Linked DNA regions of Homo sapiens: region 1 is linked to region 2. The links are chromatin loops, found by intact Hi-C in ENCODE. Cell type or tissue: GM12878. All regions are shown on one strand. Each heading gives the region's core, and the rest is flanking DNA. Links, peaks and the distances in the headings are about the cores only.

Region 1 (8,340 bases), core at 317-8,316, 330 kb after region 2:
AGCAACTTCAAAATATTATGCTAAAATTGGCTCCTAATGTTTTCCTCTTGCCTTCATGCAGTAGCATGCCAGAGCCCACATCTTCTTGCTTGCTAGAGTCAAATTTTGCAAGCCAGTTGTTAAGAACAGCGATTTTTATTATTTATGTATTTATTTATTGATTTATTTATTTTATTATACTTTAAGTTCTGGGATACGTATGCAGAACGTGCAGGTTTGTTACATAGGTATACATGTGCCATGGTGGTTTGCTGCACCCCTCAACCCGTCATCTCCATTAGGTAATTCTCCTAATGATAGAGTGCCCCCCACTCCCCGACAGGCCCCAGTGTATGATGTTCCCTTCCCTGTGCCCATATGTTCTCATTATTCAATTCCCACTTACGAGTGAGAACATGCAGTGTTTGGTTTTCTGTTCTTGTGTTAGTTTGCTGAGAATGATGGCTTCCAGCTTCATCAATGTCCCTGCAAAGGACATAAACTCACTCTTTTTTGTGGCTACATAGTATTCCATGGTGTATATGTACCACATTTTCTTTATCTAGTCTATCATTGATGGGCATTTCGGTTGGTTCCAATTATTTGCTATTGTGAATAGTGCTGCAATAAACATACTTGTGCGTGTGTCTTTATAGTAGAATCGTTTATAATCCTTATGGTATATACCCAGTAATGGGATTTCTGGGTCAAATGGTATTTCTAGTTCTAGATCCTTGAGGAACTGCCACACTCTCTTCCACAATGGTTGAACTAGTTTACAGTCCCACCAGCAGTGTAAAAGCATTCCTATTTCTCCACATCCTCTCCAGCATCTGTTGTTTCCTGACATTTTAATGATCGCCATTCTAACTGGCGTGAGATGGTATCTCATTGTGGTTTTGATTTGCATTTCTCTAATGACGTGATGATGAGCTTTTTTTCATGTTTGTTGGCTGCATAAATGTCTTCTTTTGAAAAGTGTCTGTTCATATCCTTTGCCCACTTTTTGATGGGGTTGTTTTTTCTTGTAAATTTGTTTAAGTTCCTTGTAGATTCTGGATATTAGCCCTTTGTTAGATGGATAGATTGCAAAAATTTTCTTCCATTCTGTAGGTTGCCTGTTCACTCTGATGATAGTTTCTTTTGCTATGCAGGAGCTCTTTAGTTTAATTAGATCTCATTTGTCAGTTTTGGCTTTTGTTGCCATTGCTTTTGGTGTTTTAGTCATTAAGTCTTTGCCCATGTCTATGTCCTGAATGGTAATGCCTAGGTTTTCTTCTAGGGTTTTTATTGTTTTAGGTCTTATGTTTAAATCTTTAGTCCATCTTGAGTTAATTTTTGTATAAGGTGTAAGGAAGGGGTCCAGTTTCAGTTTTCTGCATATGGCTAGCCAGTTTTCCCAACACCATTTATTAAATAGGGAATCCTTTCTTCATTGCTTGTTTTTGTCAGGTTTGTCAAAGATCAGATGGTTGTAGATGTGTGGTGTTGTTTCTGAGGCCTCTGTTCTGTTCCATTGGTGTATATATCTGTTTTTGTACCAGTACCATGAAGAACAGCCATTTGATTGTTAATAATGGGCGATCGAGGCGGGTGGATCACCTGAGGTCAGGAGTTCAAGACCAGCCCGGCTAACGTGGTAAAACCCCGTCTCTACAAAAAATACAAAAATTAGCTGGGTGTGGTGGTGTGTGCCTGTAGTCCCAGTTACTTGGGAGCGTAAGGCAGGAGAATCACTTGAACCTGGGAGGCAGAGGTTGTAGTGAGCTAAGATCATACCACTACACTCCATCCTGAGCGACAGAGCAAGCAAGACTTTGTCTGAAAAAATAAAAATATAAGTATAAAAACTTTATGTACATACATATGTGCACATGGGTTTTTTTCCTAAATGCTGGTTGTTAAGCCTTTACTTGTACACAACTCCTTCTGAGCCAGTCAAGTCTATAACATGTGTTTCTTTATATAATTATCTTCAACAATAATACTAATAACTAAAATGTATTGAACACAAGGGACAGATTTTATAACAGTCAGCCTCACTGAATTCTCCCAAATGCTCCAGGGACCAGGAGACAATGAGGAGGGTAAATTCAGGCACCTCCAGCATGAGCAAGGACATCTAATAGGTGCCTTCCGAAGGCAAGCAGATGGTAGACACTTGCACATGTTATTATTTACATCAACCCTGTTGTAAATAACGAGAGTGATTTTTATCACTGTGATAGGGATAAAGAACAAGCTCAGAAAGATAAAGTGACTGCCCAAGCAAGCCCCAGCTAAGTAATGCTGGTTAGAAGGGGAGACCACAAGGCAAGAACTAAAGCCTTCCAGTGCCTGCTCCCGCAACAGCTCAGACGTAATACAACAACCTCATCTGTTGCAGTGAACTCCAGCCTGGGCGACAGAGCGAGACTCCATCTCAAAATAATAAAATAAAATAAAACAAACACATTAACAAGAAAAAAAAATCTAAGGAGAGGCTGTAGATATGTAGATACATCAATGATAAATATTTTGAGAGCATTTTTAGTAATAGCCATTAAGAAATTTTATGTAAATAGGATTTAGATATACCTATGAAAGATAGACATTATCCAAAATAACTAAAGCTTAAATGGGACTCTGAAAATGGATAATTTAGACTTTTTAAGAGGAGGTCAAAAACATAGGAAAAGGGTATATAGTTTCAGTGACAGCTTGTAAACATTAATATTTGTATTTACAAATGGCTAAGCACATTAATACATAACAAGAAGTCAGGTCTATAAACAGTGTAAAATTATGGGGAGCGTATTTGTGGTTCTTAACCAAGGGCCTAATCATTTATTAGTTTACATATATGTGCTTTCTGGAAGGTAGGATTTATTCAGTGTGATGTGGTAAATGGTTACATATCTGACCTAAGGGTGGAATTCAGAGCTCCTGAACACCAGCCAGGCCCCAGCCTCCTAAGCCAGAATGCTAACCCCTACAGACAGTCTAAACACTAGCACCAAGCCAGGAGGCACAGGCAGGGCCTTCAGCAGTGCCCTTTGACCCATATGTTACTCAACAATTTTTTTCGGGGTAGGGGAGACAGGGTCTCACACTGTCACCCAAGCTGGAGCACAGTGGCCTGATCTTGGCTCACTGCAACCTTCACCTCCCGGGCTCAAGCGATCCTCCCACCTCAGCTTCCCAAGTAGCTGGAACTACAGGCGTGTGCCACCATGCCTGGCTAATTTTTTGTAGAAATGGGGTTCCACCCTGTTGCCCAGGCTGGTTTCAAACTCCTGGACTCAAGAAATCCTCCCATCTCGGCCTCCCAAAGTGCTGGGATTACAGGTGTGAGTCACCACACCCAGCCTTCCTCTTCATTCTTGCTAAGATGGATCATTCTGGTCCTCAGTCATTCTTAGAAGCATACTATGCCATTTCTAGACTGCACATCTCACTGCTTTACCATTTCTCTAAGCCAGCATTTCTTAAAGTATAGGCTCTAGAATCACCTGCTTCAGAAACAAGTTGTTTAAAATGCAGCTTCCTGTTGTCAATTCTAATGCACATTAAAGCTTGAGAACCACTATTTAAGCAATTGGAGTGTTACTAATGTCAGATTCTAACACGCCTAGCCTTGATCCTTAACTTATAGGAAGGGTTTGGGTATATAAAAGAACCACTGCCAGAGATTACTAAAGCTGTACCATGATTTAGAAACCAGAACAAGTATGTCTATCCCTAAACTGCTTACGTTCCTAGTGACTCAGGACAGGTGTCGACCTGTATAGCAGAGACCAGTAGCTTCTGTGACATTTTCTGATTAGTCAGATCAGAACTTGTAATTCGTTTGGTGTCAGCCTAGCCACGAATGAGAGAACTTTCCTGTCATTCTGCACCTCTTTGAAGCTAGCAAGGACAGAAAGTCAATTCTGCTTATGATTTTCCAATAGCTCTGAACAGTTATAATTACAGTGTACATCTGTGAGAGCGAAGCTGCTTTTCTAATCTGTTTTCATATTATTTTTTCAGCAGCTTCTGCAGACCTAATAGTAATTTGGGTTTTGACTGAAGGATACCACTTACATGCTGAGGGTGCTCATTTCAACCCTGTGTGTTTTTAGCACATTGACATGGTGACAACCTGAGTAGAGTCTGAAAGCTAAGGCACAAACACTATCTAGCAATTCCTGGTCACTAATAAAGGTTTAAAAAATGTTTGTTGGATTTTACTGAAGAAGGGCCTTGCTTTTTGTTCTGGGTTTTTGTTTGTTAGGTTGGCTGGTTTTGAGACAGTTTTGCTGTGTCACCCAGGCTGGAGTGCAGTGGCACGATCACAGCTCGCTGCAGCCTCAGCCTTGTGAACTCAAGCAGCCCTCCCACCCCAGCCTCCCAAGTGGCTGGGACTATAGGTGTGTGCCAGCATGCCCAGCTAATGTTTATATTTTTTGTAGAGACAGGGTTTCGCCATTTTCCCCAGGCTGGTCTCAAACTCCTGGACTCAAATAATCTACCTGCCTTAGCCTCCCAAAGTGCTGGGATTACAGGCATGAGCCACTGCACCCAGCCACGTCTTACTTTTTAAAGACAGAAAATGTAGTGTTTAGCAAGAAATATGAATTGTACTTTTTTTCAGTTGCCTAAAATATAAACTTCCTAAAAGTTAAGGTGTTTATTTATGAATGCATGTCAGTGAGAAGTTCTTTTTTCCCAAGGTGGTGTTATGGAGGGAAAGTCAGTGAGTCAGCCTATTTGCCGAGGCCAGCTTGTCCTTCAGGCATTTATACCACCAGTATTAGTTTGCTAAGCTGCCCTTACAAAGTACCATGAACTGGATGGCTTAAACAACAGAAATTTGTCTCACCGTTCTGGAGGCCAGGAGTTTGAAATCCAGGTATCAGCAGGGTTTTCCCTCTGAGGTTGTGAAGAAGAATCTGTTCCATACCTCTCTGCTAGCTTCTGGTGGTGTGCTGGCCGTCTTTGACATTCCTTGGCTTGTAAATCTCTGCCTTTATCTTCCATGGAGCTTTCCTTGTGTATTTGTGTCTCTATGTCCAAACTTCCCCTTTTTATAAGAACACCAGTCATACCGAAGTAGGACACACCCTATTCCACTATGACCTCATCTTAACTAATTATGTCTGCAACAAACTCATTCCCAAATAGGGTCACATTCTGAGGTACTGGGGGCTAGGACTTAAACATATGAATTTTAGGGAGATGCAATTCAACCCATAACAACATGGCTCTGAATAAAGCTTTGTTTTTCTGAGTAATTTTTGTTTGTTTGAATCTGACAGCAGCAAGTATAGAGATTGCAGAGTATCTGGCAGCAAACCACTATCCATGGGAATTATGCCATTGAGGTGTAGTACAGAGAAATAATAGTGCTTAGGCCAGGAATTGTTTCCTGTTCACTGTGTCTTAAACCTTTATTGGTTCCATTAGCTTACACAGCAAAAGGCATTTCCAATTCAGCATATTTTATTTCCAGTATGCCACTCTGATCTCAAACTTTAGTTAGAGAAGACCAACTAAGGCTAAGAATCAAAACTTTTGGAAGCTAGCAAGACCTGATCAAATCCAAACTCCTGATTTTTACAGAGAAGGGAACTGTGGAGTACAGGAAAATTCAATGTCTTACCCAAATACAGTACTCACAGCTACTTAGTGCCATGTTGCTACCACAACCCCACTACCCTGCCTCTTGCTGTAGCTCCTTCTTTCACATATTGTACTGCTCCTCTGAGCCACAGGGGCCATCGGTGCCCTATGACAGTGGTCCCCAACCCTTTTGGCACCAGGGACCAGTTTTGTGGAAGACAATTTTTCCATGGATTGGACGGCAGAGTAGGGATGGTTTCAGAATGAAACTGTTCTGCCTCAGATCATCAGGCATTAGATTCTCATGAGAAACACAAAACCTAGATCCCTCTCATGAGCAGTTCACAATGGAGTTCATGCTCCTTTGAGAATCTAATGCCACCACTGATTACTGCCTAAGGCAGAGCTTAGGCAGTAATGCTCACTCACCCACCACTCACCTCCTGCTGTGCGGCCTGGTTCCTAGCGGGCCACAGACCAGTAACAGTCTATGGCCTGGGGGTTGGGGACCCCTGCCCTATGATTCAAAAGGTCCCAATTCCTGTTGCCTTCATGGTGCTTTTCTCTAGCTAGAGAACACAGTCAACCCTGTTTTCAATGTGTGCTGTCTACCTGGGAATGTTTCATGGATGGCCCATACTGCCATTTTTTAAATCTACCTAAGCCTCACCTCTGGGATCTACCTAAATATATTCTCTCTTAATTCCATGGATATGAGCTCTAGGAAGGGAACTAATTATAATGTTAGACTCTGCCACATATGAACAGTAAAACACATTGTCCTAGAGAGCAGAAGCCATCCAGTATTGTGAAGCTTAATAGAAATTACTTTGATGGGCCTAGCATGGTGGCTCACGGCTGTAATCCCAGCACTTTGGGAGGCCAAGGCGAGCAGATCACCTGAGGTTGGGAGTTGGAGACTAGCCTGGCCAACCTGGGGAAATCCCATCTCTACTAAAAATATAAAAAATTAGCCAGGTGTGGTGGTGCTTGCCTGTAATCCCAGCTACCTGGGAGGCTGAGGCACAAACATCGCTTGAACCCGGGAGGCAGAGGTTGCAGTGAGCTGAGATTGGGCTACTGCACTCCAGCCTGGGTGATAGAGCAAGACTTTGTCTCAAAAAAAGAAAGAGAAATTACTTTGATGGTGAAGGTTTTTATTTTGGTTTGCTGTTGTTGTTGTCTTGGATGTTATTTTGGTGGCGTATTTTTTTGCATTTATATATTTCATAATCATATAATTATTGGCTTCTTTTTTTTTTTTTTTTCGAGACGGAGTCTCGCTCTGTTGTCCAGGCTGGGGTACAGTGGCATGGTCTCGGCTCACTGGAACCTCTGCCTCCCAGGTTGAAGCGATTCTCCTGCCTCAGCCTCCCGAGTAGCTGGGATTACAGGTGTGTACCACCACACCCAGCTAATTTTTTGTATTTTTAGTAGAGATGTGGTTTCACCCCAGGCTGGTCTCGAACTCCTGACCTTGTGATCCACCCACCTTGGCCTCCCAAAGTGCTGGGATTACAGGCGTGAGCCACCGCGCCTGGCCTATTGGCTTCTTTTTAACATTTATTATTAATATATATCTCCTCAACTTTTGGGGGTTTTTAGGGTTTTTCCCCAGCTTTATTGAGGTATACTTAACAAATAAAAATTATATATATTTAAGGTGATACATTGTAAAATGATTACCACATCAAGCCAATTAACATATCTATCACCTCACGTGGTTATATCTTTTGTGTGGTGAGAACCCTTAAGATCAACTCTTCTAGCAAATCTCAAGTACACAATACGTGATTATTAACTATGGTCACCACACTGTGCCTCAGATCTCCAGAACTTCCTCATCTGGCATACATTTTGGCCAACACCTCCTCACTTCCTCTTCTTTCCACCAGTAACTATCATTCTAGTCTCTGCTTTTATGAGTTCAGCTTTCTTAGATTTTACAAATGAGTTCATGCAGTGTTTGGCTTTTTGCGTCTGGCGTATTTCATTTAGCATAATGTCCTCCAGGTTCATCCATGTTATTGCAAATGGCAGAATTTCCTTCTTTTTTAAGGATGAATACTCTTCCTTTGTATATGTATACCACATTTGCTTTAACCATTCATCAGATAAGGCACACTTAGGTTGTTGCCCCAACTTTTTGGGAAGCTCCCTAAGTTGGTGTTCTGACCATGTCTGCTTACTTTTTGGTTTAAGCCCAGCACTTGGAATGAAGTAGGCACTCAGTATACATTTGAATGGATGATTGGTAGTTTTGTAGGGAGAAAAGCAGATACTGTTTATTATGCTGACAGTTCATTATTAAAGTAAAATTTATATATAGTAAAAATGCAGAAATCTTTGTAGTTCCATAAATTTTGAAAAATATGTACCCAAGTTACCATCACCCAGATCAAGATAAAGAACATTCCCCCATCCCACCAGCAAGTTCCCTTCTGCCCCTTCTTAGACGTGACCCGAAGGGCTTTTCTCCTTCGTTTTTTCCTGGAAGCTTTCTACGTTTAACTTTCACATTTTGTCGGTGATCCATCTCAAATTAATTTCTGTATATGATATGAGTAGGGGTGTCGAAGGTTTCTGTTGTTGTGCTTTAACAACTATTCCTTGTTCCTTTGATGAAATCAAATAATCAAGACTTGTATATAGAAATAGATTTGTCATTGGGAAATGGATCTCTGTATCTCTTTTTCTCTTTTATAATTGAACCATGGTTGCTGGGGATAACTTAGAAACACAGGAAAGGGCTAATTTTCTGCAGTGATTGGATGGCTC
Region 2 (8,340 bases), core at 319-8,318:
GGCGGAGGTTGCAGTGAGCCAAGATCGCTCTATTGCACTCCAGCCTGGGCGACAGAGTGAAACACCGTCTCAACCAAAAAAAGAGAGAGAGAGAGAGAGAGGAAGAAAAAAAAAAAAAAGCCCACAGCCTGTTATAACAGGGAGGCACTGAGGCAGAAAAGTTAGCATTATGGGTTACTTAATTTCCCTTTTTTTTTCTTAACAGTAAAATGGGTATAACAGTCATACCTACTTCATGGAGACTTTGTCAGGTTTAAATCAGATAGTGCAGAGCCTAGCATATCCTAAGAGTTCAAAAAATATAGCTACAGGTAGGTTCAGAAATTAGAAAAGCAATTGTTCAAATACCGGGGGAACAACAAACATCTTATAATTAAAAGGCTCAACTGGGTATATTTCCAGAGACAGCTGAGCTGCTATCAAGTTATTTTAAAGGTATTTTATGCTAAGTACATAGTTCACAGTAGAGATAGACACGTCTACTCATGCTAATTTCTATGCAGTGGGGCAGGGGAGAGGAATTAAGAGTTAAAGCAATGGAAAGGAGTGTGCTTCTGGGCCTGAGAAATCCCAGGTGGGAGGTGACTCTGGAAGTCAAGGCCATCATTGCTCTCTCCTACCTGAATCAAAGGAATGAGTAAATTGGAGACAAATTGATAGAGTTCCAAGTAATGAACCCGAAAGAGTTTCATTGCTTTATATTCCATTACGAGGAGAGTGTAGGGTTGAGTATGCTGACCTGCAGTGAAACTGTGTTTTATTTTTTCCAACAGAGGCCCCATTTCAACACAGGCAACATTTCCTTTTTTCTGAGGCTGCTTTGGGGAAAGCAGAAGGGAAAACAAGCAGGCAGATTGGACGTTACTGAGCTGAAATCATCTGGGCTCAGAAGCATCTTGTGAGATAGCAGACGGACTCTATGAGCCCTTGTGTCCAACTTTGGCACAGGGGGCTTAGGGGGTCCCACTCTTTGGGAAATGACTTTGGTCCACACTAATGTGCTCTATTAAAGGAGCTCCAGGAATCCTTTGAATAGGATTCTAGCAGTTTCTAGCAGTTGCTGGTCCTATCGGAAGTATCGTAACACTAAAATGCAGCTCCCCTAGCCACTGCATTTAGGGTAAGAGTACCACATGTAGCAACCAGGGGCATCTTGTTCAAAGCCTCCTGTTCCAAATTTAACTTGTGTTTTTGGTGAACTTGGTTGTGGGTGGAGTTGACACCTGCCAAGAAGGTCCCAGGTTGATCCTATTAATAGGCATGACTGTAGCTAAGGAAGTTACAGTGCTAAGTTGCACTTGGTTGAACTATAGCTTTGAATGTGATGATCCTCCTCGCCTGAATGAAAAGAAAAGAGAACCACCTGCAATTAGATTCTACAGAAGCATGTGCTGAAATACATACAGGAAACTTTGCAGGCTCAACAATGACAAGCTGAAAGTATTAGGAAGATGATAAGGTACACATCCTAATAATAGTATAGTGAACATTTCCTGCCTCCTTACTCTGTGCCAGGTAGTATACTCAAGACCATAGCTGTATTATGTCACAGTCCTTGCATCACTCTGTGTGGTATTTACTAAGGTCTTCCTTTCATAGTTGAGGTACCTGAAGCACTGAGGGGTCAGATGCCTGCCTAGGTCACACAACCAGAAAGTGCAGAGGCAGGACGTGAACACAGACCAGGTTCCAATGTCTCCACTCTTTCTATCAAACTGCCACTCTTAGTCTCTAATGTAAGCTTCATTGAACCAACACACAAAGCACCTGCTGGGTGTGGGGCAATGTATAAAATCCCTGGGGGCACAGAAAAGAAGTATAAACTTGATTGTGCTTGCAATATATTTCCAAAAAACCAATGAACTATTTGTGTGGTAAGTAATTGGATTAGAATAAGGGTCATCTCCCAAAGAAAATAGAAATCCTTCCCAGGGTGGAGACCACATCTGTTTTCCTATCCAGAGAGCTTTGCTCAAAGGCCTATACCTCCCAGGCTCTGGACAAACATCTCTTGATGCTGACGGGAGGGACATGGTGTCATAGAACAAATCAGGTCTTACGGCTGAAGGTCCTGAGTACTGGTCCCAGCACTACCCCAAATTTGTCCAGTGCCTTTGGCAAGTTAACTTACCTCTCTAGGGGTCAATTTCCATGTCTACAGAAAAGAAATAATAAAAATAAAAGTTAATGTATGCCCTAGCCTACCTCACAAAGTTTAGTGGCGATGAAATGCAGTAACTATACAAACATGCTATGGCTGGGTGTGGTGGCTCATGTCTGTAATCCCAGCATTTTGGGAGACCACGGCGGGTGGATCACTTGAGATCAGGAGTTCAAGACCAGCCTGGTCAACAGGGTGAAACCCCATCTCTAGTAAAAATACAAAAAAAAAAAAAATAGTCAGGTGTGGGGTGCACGCCTATAATTCCACCTACTCAGGAGGCTGAGGCAGGAGAATTGCTTGAACGCGGGAGGCGGAGGTTGCAGTGAGCCAAGATTGCATCACTGCACTGCAGCCTGGGTGACAGGGTGAGACTCCATCTTAAAACAAAACAAAACAAAAACCCAAAATGTGCTATGCAACACTATAAGGAATTTCTTTATGAGCTTTATTCCTTGAGAGTGCTGCAGAAAATCACCGGAGTGGATATCCCTGAGAGCTAAGCGCTTGGGTATGACTTCATGAATGAGGGGGACAACTGAAGCTATAGAGTCTTGTGGATTCTAGAATCCTTAAACTGGCCAATTCTCATTTTATGTTTGAAAGCCTGGAGTGGGATGTGAAGGATGTGATACAGAGTTGTCTCCAGCTTTGGGTTCCAGGATCTCCTTGTTTGGTGAAAGGAGCCTTGACATTTTTCCTTCCTGTAAACTTTGCCATCTTCCTTCTCTGCTTGGCAATTCATGCCTAACAAGTGACATTTCCTAGGGGCAAGATAGCATAACTGTCAAGAATAGGGAATTCCTATTATTAATTTTTTTGGTTTACTTGTAACCACCCAGTGGGTTCACCTTGCCTGCTGCCTAGACAAAGCCAATTTATCAAGGCAGGGGAATTGCAATACAGAAAGAGTAATTCACGCACAGATGGCTGTGCGGTAGATGGGAGTTTTATTATTACTCAAATCGGTCTCCCTGAGCATTCTGGGATCAGAGTTTTTAAGGACAACTTGGTGGGTAGGGGGAGGCCTGTGAGCCAGGAGTGCTGATTGGTCAGAGATGAAAGCAAGGGAGTCAAAGCTGTCTTCTTGTACTGAGTCAGTTCCTGGGTGGGGGCCACAAGATCAGATGAGCCAGTTTATCGATCTGGGTGGTGCCAGATGATCCATTAAGTGCAGGGGCTGCAAAATATCTCAAGCACTAATCTTAGGAGAAGTTTAGGGAGGGTCAGAATTTTATAGCCTCCAGCTGCATGACTTCTAAATCATAATTTTTAACCTTGTGGCTAATTTCTCAGTCCTACAAAGGCAGTCTAGTCCCCAGGCAAAAAGGAGGTTTGTTTTGGGAAAGGGCTGTCATCATCTTTGTTTTAAACTATAAACTGTTTCTCCCAAAGTTAGTTCGGCCTATGCCCAGGAATGAACAAGGACAGCTTGGAGGTTAGAAGCGAGATGGAGTTGGTTAGGTCAGATCTCTTTCACCGTCTCAGTTACAATTTTGCAATGGCTGTTCAATCATTCTAAATCTCAGTTTCCTCAGCAGAAAATAAAGAGATGATAATAGTACCAACCTTATAGGATTACTGTAAATTCTATAAGGTAATTATAGAATTCTATAAGGTAATTATAGAGAGGTAATTCCTATAAGGAGCTTAGCCCAATGGCTGGAAAATATATGTAGGCCATTGTTAATATGCATATATAGTTATAATTACGGTGTAGTTCTGTTTTTCTTCTACCAACCCTATCTTCAAATATACTTGCTGTCAGTTAAAGTTCAATATCTTATAAAGAGATTTTAAGGCTTGGGAAAGATTAGTGAAATCAAGAAACTGGGAGTTGCTAAAAAGTTAGTTATAAGGCAAGAAGCCAGAAACATCACCCTCCCTGGATTCAGGCTGTTCCCCAATAATCTAAAGTGAGAAACATAAATAGGGCAAAGATAATCTACTTCATAAGATTATGAATAAATGACATGCAAGGATTTTTTTTATTCTATAGCTCCTGTCACAGCATTGAGAAAGCAAACTTTTCATGAGGCAGTCACTGTCATTTGCTCTTTATTGCCTTAAATTTCCAGGCCGTGGAACCCCAAAGTCAACCCCCAAGCATCCCCAGAAGAAAAGTACACTTTGAATAATTACAGTCCTTTAACTTTCCTGATTCAACCTTCAAAGGCCACGAATTGCTTCTAACGAAGAAGCTGAAGTGAAAGAAGAAGGAACGTCAACAAAAATGTCTGTTTGTGTTATCTCTTTACTTTCACGGTTTATAGGTTTGGGGGAAAGTTTTTATTTTCGGTGGAATAGAAGAAGGGAAGAAGAGAGACTAAAAAGCATTTCTTAGATTTCCAGAAGCAGTAATGGAAAATCCCGACCCTAGAGTCTTGCTTTCTTCCTAGAAATAGAATGCTCCTGAAGTTCCCAGGAGAGCCCTTGGCAGACAGATGTCAATCATTCCATCCCTTGTTTTGCTGGGTGGAGTCACTGGAGCTTAAAGAAGGGGAAGTAAACTCAAGCACACATCCTGGTGACCTCTAGCCACGGGTCAAATTTCACTGATGTCAATTAAAAATGACCAAAGACCCGCCCCTGTGAAAACCCTGTGGGCAGCCATTTTGTCTCAGGGAAACTGCCCAGATCTGATGTAAAGTATTTCCGGACGTCTCTTCGTTGTATATGGCATTTCCCTGAAATAAGCAACTCTCTGAAAAATATCATAGCGCAGATCAAAATGAAGTACTCTGTGGTGAAGTAGAAGTACACAGTCAACAAAGAAACTTGCCCTCAGGCTGCACAGTAAAACGTTGGAAATCCCAGAGCAGCAACTTGGAAATCCCACCTGCTACATATTTGCCTGAGTACTTTAAGGTTCTATGGACAATTGTCTCTCTGCGTAGATTAACCTTAAATAAACTTGTTGCGTTTTGAGGTGGTATTTCTTGTTTCATTTCTCTTGCTTTTCTCCCCTATTTTATAATAAGTTTCATTCACACTGTGATACTTTAAGAAGAGATAACCTTCTACTAAGGGATGTTGCTGTGATAACCTCCAAGCCACAAACACAGGTTTTAATCTTACCTCAGGGAAGTCCTGCCTCCCTTGCAGACTAGTTTATGTCTGAGTGGATTTGCCTATCAGCGTCTTTTCTGATGAGGCATGTAGCCCAGCACGGCAGCAAAGAATCCTGCAGTAGGCAGATAAAGCTTTCTAAAAATGTTTTAATTTTACTTTAAATTGACAAATAATAATTGTATATACTTATGTGGTACAATGTGATGTTTCAATACATGCATACATTGTGGAATGATCAAATCAGGCTAATTAACCATACACATTACCTTACATACTCATTTTTTTGTGATGAGAACATTTAAAATCTAGTCTTTCAGCAATTTTGAAATATACAATCCATTATTGTTCTAGTCACTACACTGTGCAATAGATCACCAGAACTTATGCCTCAGATAAAGCTTTGAATCCTGTGAATCCTGTTACCACAGAATAGCAAGTGACCTCAGACCAGTTACTTAACCCCTCTAAAGCTCAATTTCCTCATCTCTACTATTGAGACTATAATAGCATCTACTTCACAGGGATGTTGGAAGGATTACGTGCTCTCAAGAAGGCTTAGTAAATCCTAACTCCTACTACATTATTTTATTGAGGTCTCATCGAATTAGATACCCGAGAGAGAGAAAATGAAAGGGAAGTGCTTAACATTTGTGACAACCTTAACGTGATCTGCACATTTCCTAAAAATTATACACTTGTATGACTTCATTTCCCCCAAGATAGTATATTAGTACTTTGGAAAGTGTGAGATGAAAAATTGTTATCCTGAACTGCAATATCCTACTTTCTGACTTCAAATCCTTATCTCTCCTGCACTTCTCACTATACCATCGCTTAGACCTCATTAGGGTCACCTCACGGCCTGTGCTTATCCTCCCACCTTTCCCATATCCTCCCACCTTTCCAGAAACTTTCCATGTATCAGTTACCCCTTCTCTCCTCTCAGCTGGGTCCTTCCCACAAGTAATGAAGCCCTAGGTCACTCTAGGCCTTTCCATATTACAAAATAATATGGAAAGGGCCATGTTTTCCCTCTTGCCACTTCTGTATCTCTCTCTTTTCCTTCAGAGCCAGTCTTTTAACAAATTATGTACTCACTGCTGCCATTTTTTCAAATCTGCCTCACTCTTTAGCACATTACAATCTGGTTTCTAGCCCAAATATTCCACCAAGTCGCCCTCACAAAGATCTCTAGTGGTCTCCATGTTGCTAAATCCAAAAAACTTTTTCAGTCTTTATCTCATTGACCCTCTTGCTGACAATGGGCACAATCCCTCTTGCTTGGACTTTGTTGCCTCTGATACTACATCTTGGTTTTCCTTCCAAGTCTCTGACTGCTCCTGTTTTGTCTCCATTTCTGCCTCTTTCTCCTCTACCTTCCATTAAATATTGAAGTTCCCCAAGTCTCAGTCCTAGACCCTCTTCTCACTTTGTATACTCCACTCTATCCTGACAATCATTATCAATCATGATTTCAGTTATGTGATACCAGCTTACATCTCCAGCCCAGACCACACCTCCATGTTCCAGACCCAGAAGCCCGATTATTTGTTTACCACATCTCCATTTGGAAGGCATTCCTCTTCAATTTGCTTAAGACCAAGTTCATGATCTTCCTCAGCAAAACTGCTCCTTTTCCTTTGTTCTCTGTCTCAATGATTGATACCATTATCCATCCAGCATATATCATTCTTGATGCCCTCTTCTCCCTCACTCACCATACTTAATTCATCACTAGGACCTATCTCTTTCATTTCTTAAATGTCTCTCAAAACAATCTTGATTCCAATATTTCCATAGTCATCACCATAGGATAGTCACTGTAGCATCAATCTAAGCTGCCATCATCTCTTTATTCTCCTGAGTTTTCTCTCCATTCACTCTGCTTTCCCAGCCCCAATTCCTTTCTCCACATTGCAGCCAGTCCCACCATGTCCTTCCTTAAAACTTGCCAATAACTTCCTATGGATCACAGGAAAATGATCAAAATTTTTAACACTGTGTTGCAAAGACAGCCTTTCCACAATATCTGTTTTCTCCTTCTACCTCCCAAAAATCTTCTGTTATTGGGACAGCAATATATCTCAGACACAAATAAACAAAAAGATAATTCCTAACTTCCTTTACAGAGAGGAATAAATAACCTGTGCGGTATAAGCAGAAGTTGTTAAACAGAGTACCCAGGAAAGTCCTTTTATCCTTGCCCTTTGGGTTCTTCATGTTTGAAATATGGTTGTGATGACTGGCACTCCAGCCTCCATCTTGAGACCTTGAAGGAGGCTAGAACCAGAAATGGTAAGGCAGAAAGATAAAAGAGGCATGGGTCCCGATGACTTGGGAAACCATGCTACAAGACTTGATTTTCTACTTCTGGGCTGCTTCTACGCCAGAGAACAAAATCTTTACATATTATATTCACCAGTTGGATTTCTGGCACTGGGAGTTGCAGTCAGTTTCTAATTGATACACACAAGATTTGCAAGGCCCTACATAGTCTTGTCTCTGCTGTACCTCCCGAGCTGCTTCTTGCCCCATTGTCACCTGTATGCTCTTCAATACAGCCACATTGGCCTGATTTTAATTCGAATGCACCTTGCTGCATTTCTTTTTATGTTATTTATTTATTTATTTGAGATGGAATCTTGTTCTGTGGCCCAGGTGGGAGTGCAGTGGTGCGATCTCGGCCCACAGCAACCTCCACCTCCCGGGTTCAAGCAATTCTCCTGCCTCAGCCTCCCAAGTAGCTGGGATTACAGGCACCCATCACTACACCCAGCTAATTTTTGTATGTTTAGTCCAGACAGGGTTTCACCATGTTGATCAGACTGGTCTCAAACTCCTGAACTCAAGTGATCCACCCGCCTCACCATCCCACAGTGCTGGGATTACAGGCTTGAGCCAGCACACCTGGCCCCATGCTGCATTTCTGCACAGGGCCTTTATACACTCTTTTCTCAGTCTATAAATTTTCCTCTCCAACCCCTCATCCTCCAGCCTGACCTAACTTACCTCTACTCATCTTTCAGATTTCAGTTAGAGCAGGACTTTCTTAGGGAAGTCCTCCTGAGCCTCCCTCTTTTCCTCTTCACTCCCGTTTCCACCAATCT

Evidence for each region. Hi-C counts contacts between places; a loop is a spot of excess contacts. Peaks named below come from ENCODE experiments on the same cell type or tissue, not always from the same donor. Only the 100,000 strongest peaks of a DNase experiment are listed, where the experiment ranks them.
Region 1: it touches region 2 in a loop (2.3-fold over the local background); 1 of 110 quality-filtered maps calls a loop at or near these places.

The regions. Positions count from the first base shown.
Region 1 is chr9:68,970,842-68,979,181 of GRCh38, forward strand. The region is part of intron 14 of PIP5K1B (phosphatidylinositol-4-phosphate 5-kinase type 1 beta); the gene reads left to right. It overlaps LOC101927069 (a long non-coding RNA gene), which reads right to left and starts at 5,000. Exons shown (of 3, transcript NR_110647.1): 1 at 4,823-5,000. In GM12878, for the core only: no CTCF peak of the experiment used is centred there; DNase peaks (open chromatin) are centred at 3,800 and 7,384; H3K4me3 peaks cover 2,072 bases; H3K27ac peaks cover 2,234 bases.
Region 2 is chr9:68,639,354-68,647,693 of GRCh38, forward strand. TMEM252-DT (TMEM252 divergent transcript) reads left to right here. Exons shown (of 5, transcript NR_187592.1): 5 at 4,240-5,097. Among named protein-coding and RNA genes, the nearest start is that of PIP5K1B, 62 kb to the right of the region's middle. RefSeq lists an enhancer at 4,557-4,636. In GM12878, for the core only: no CTCF peak of the experiment used is centred there; DNase peaks (open chromatin) are centred at 1,318 and 4,798; H3K4me3 peaks cover 1,860 bases; H3K27ac peaks cover 3,824 bases.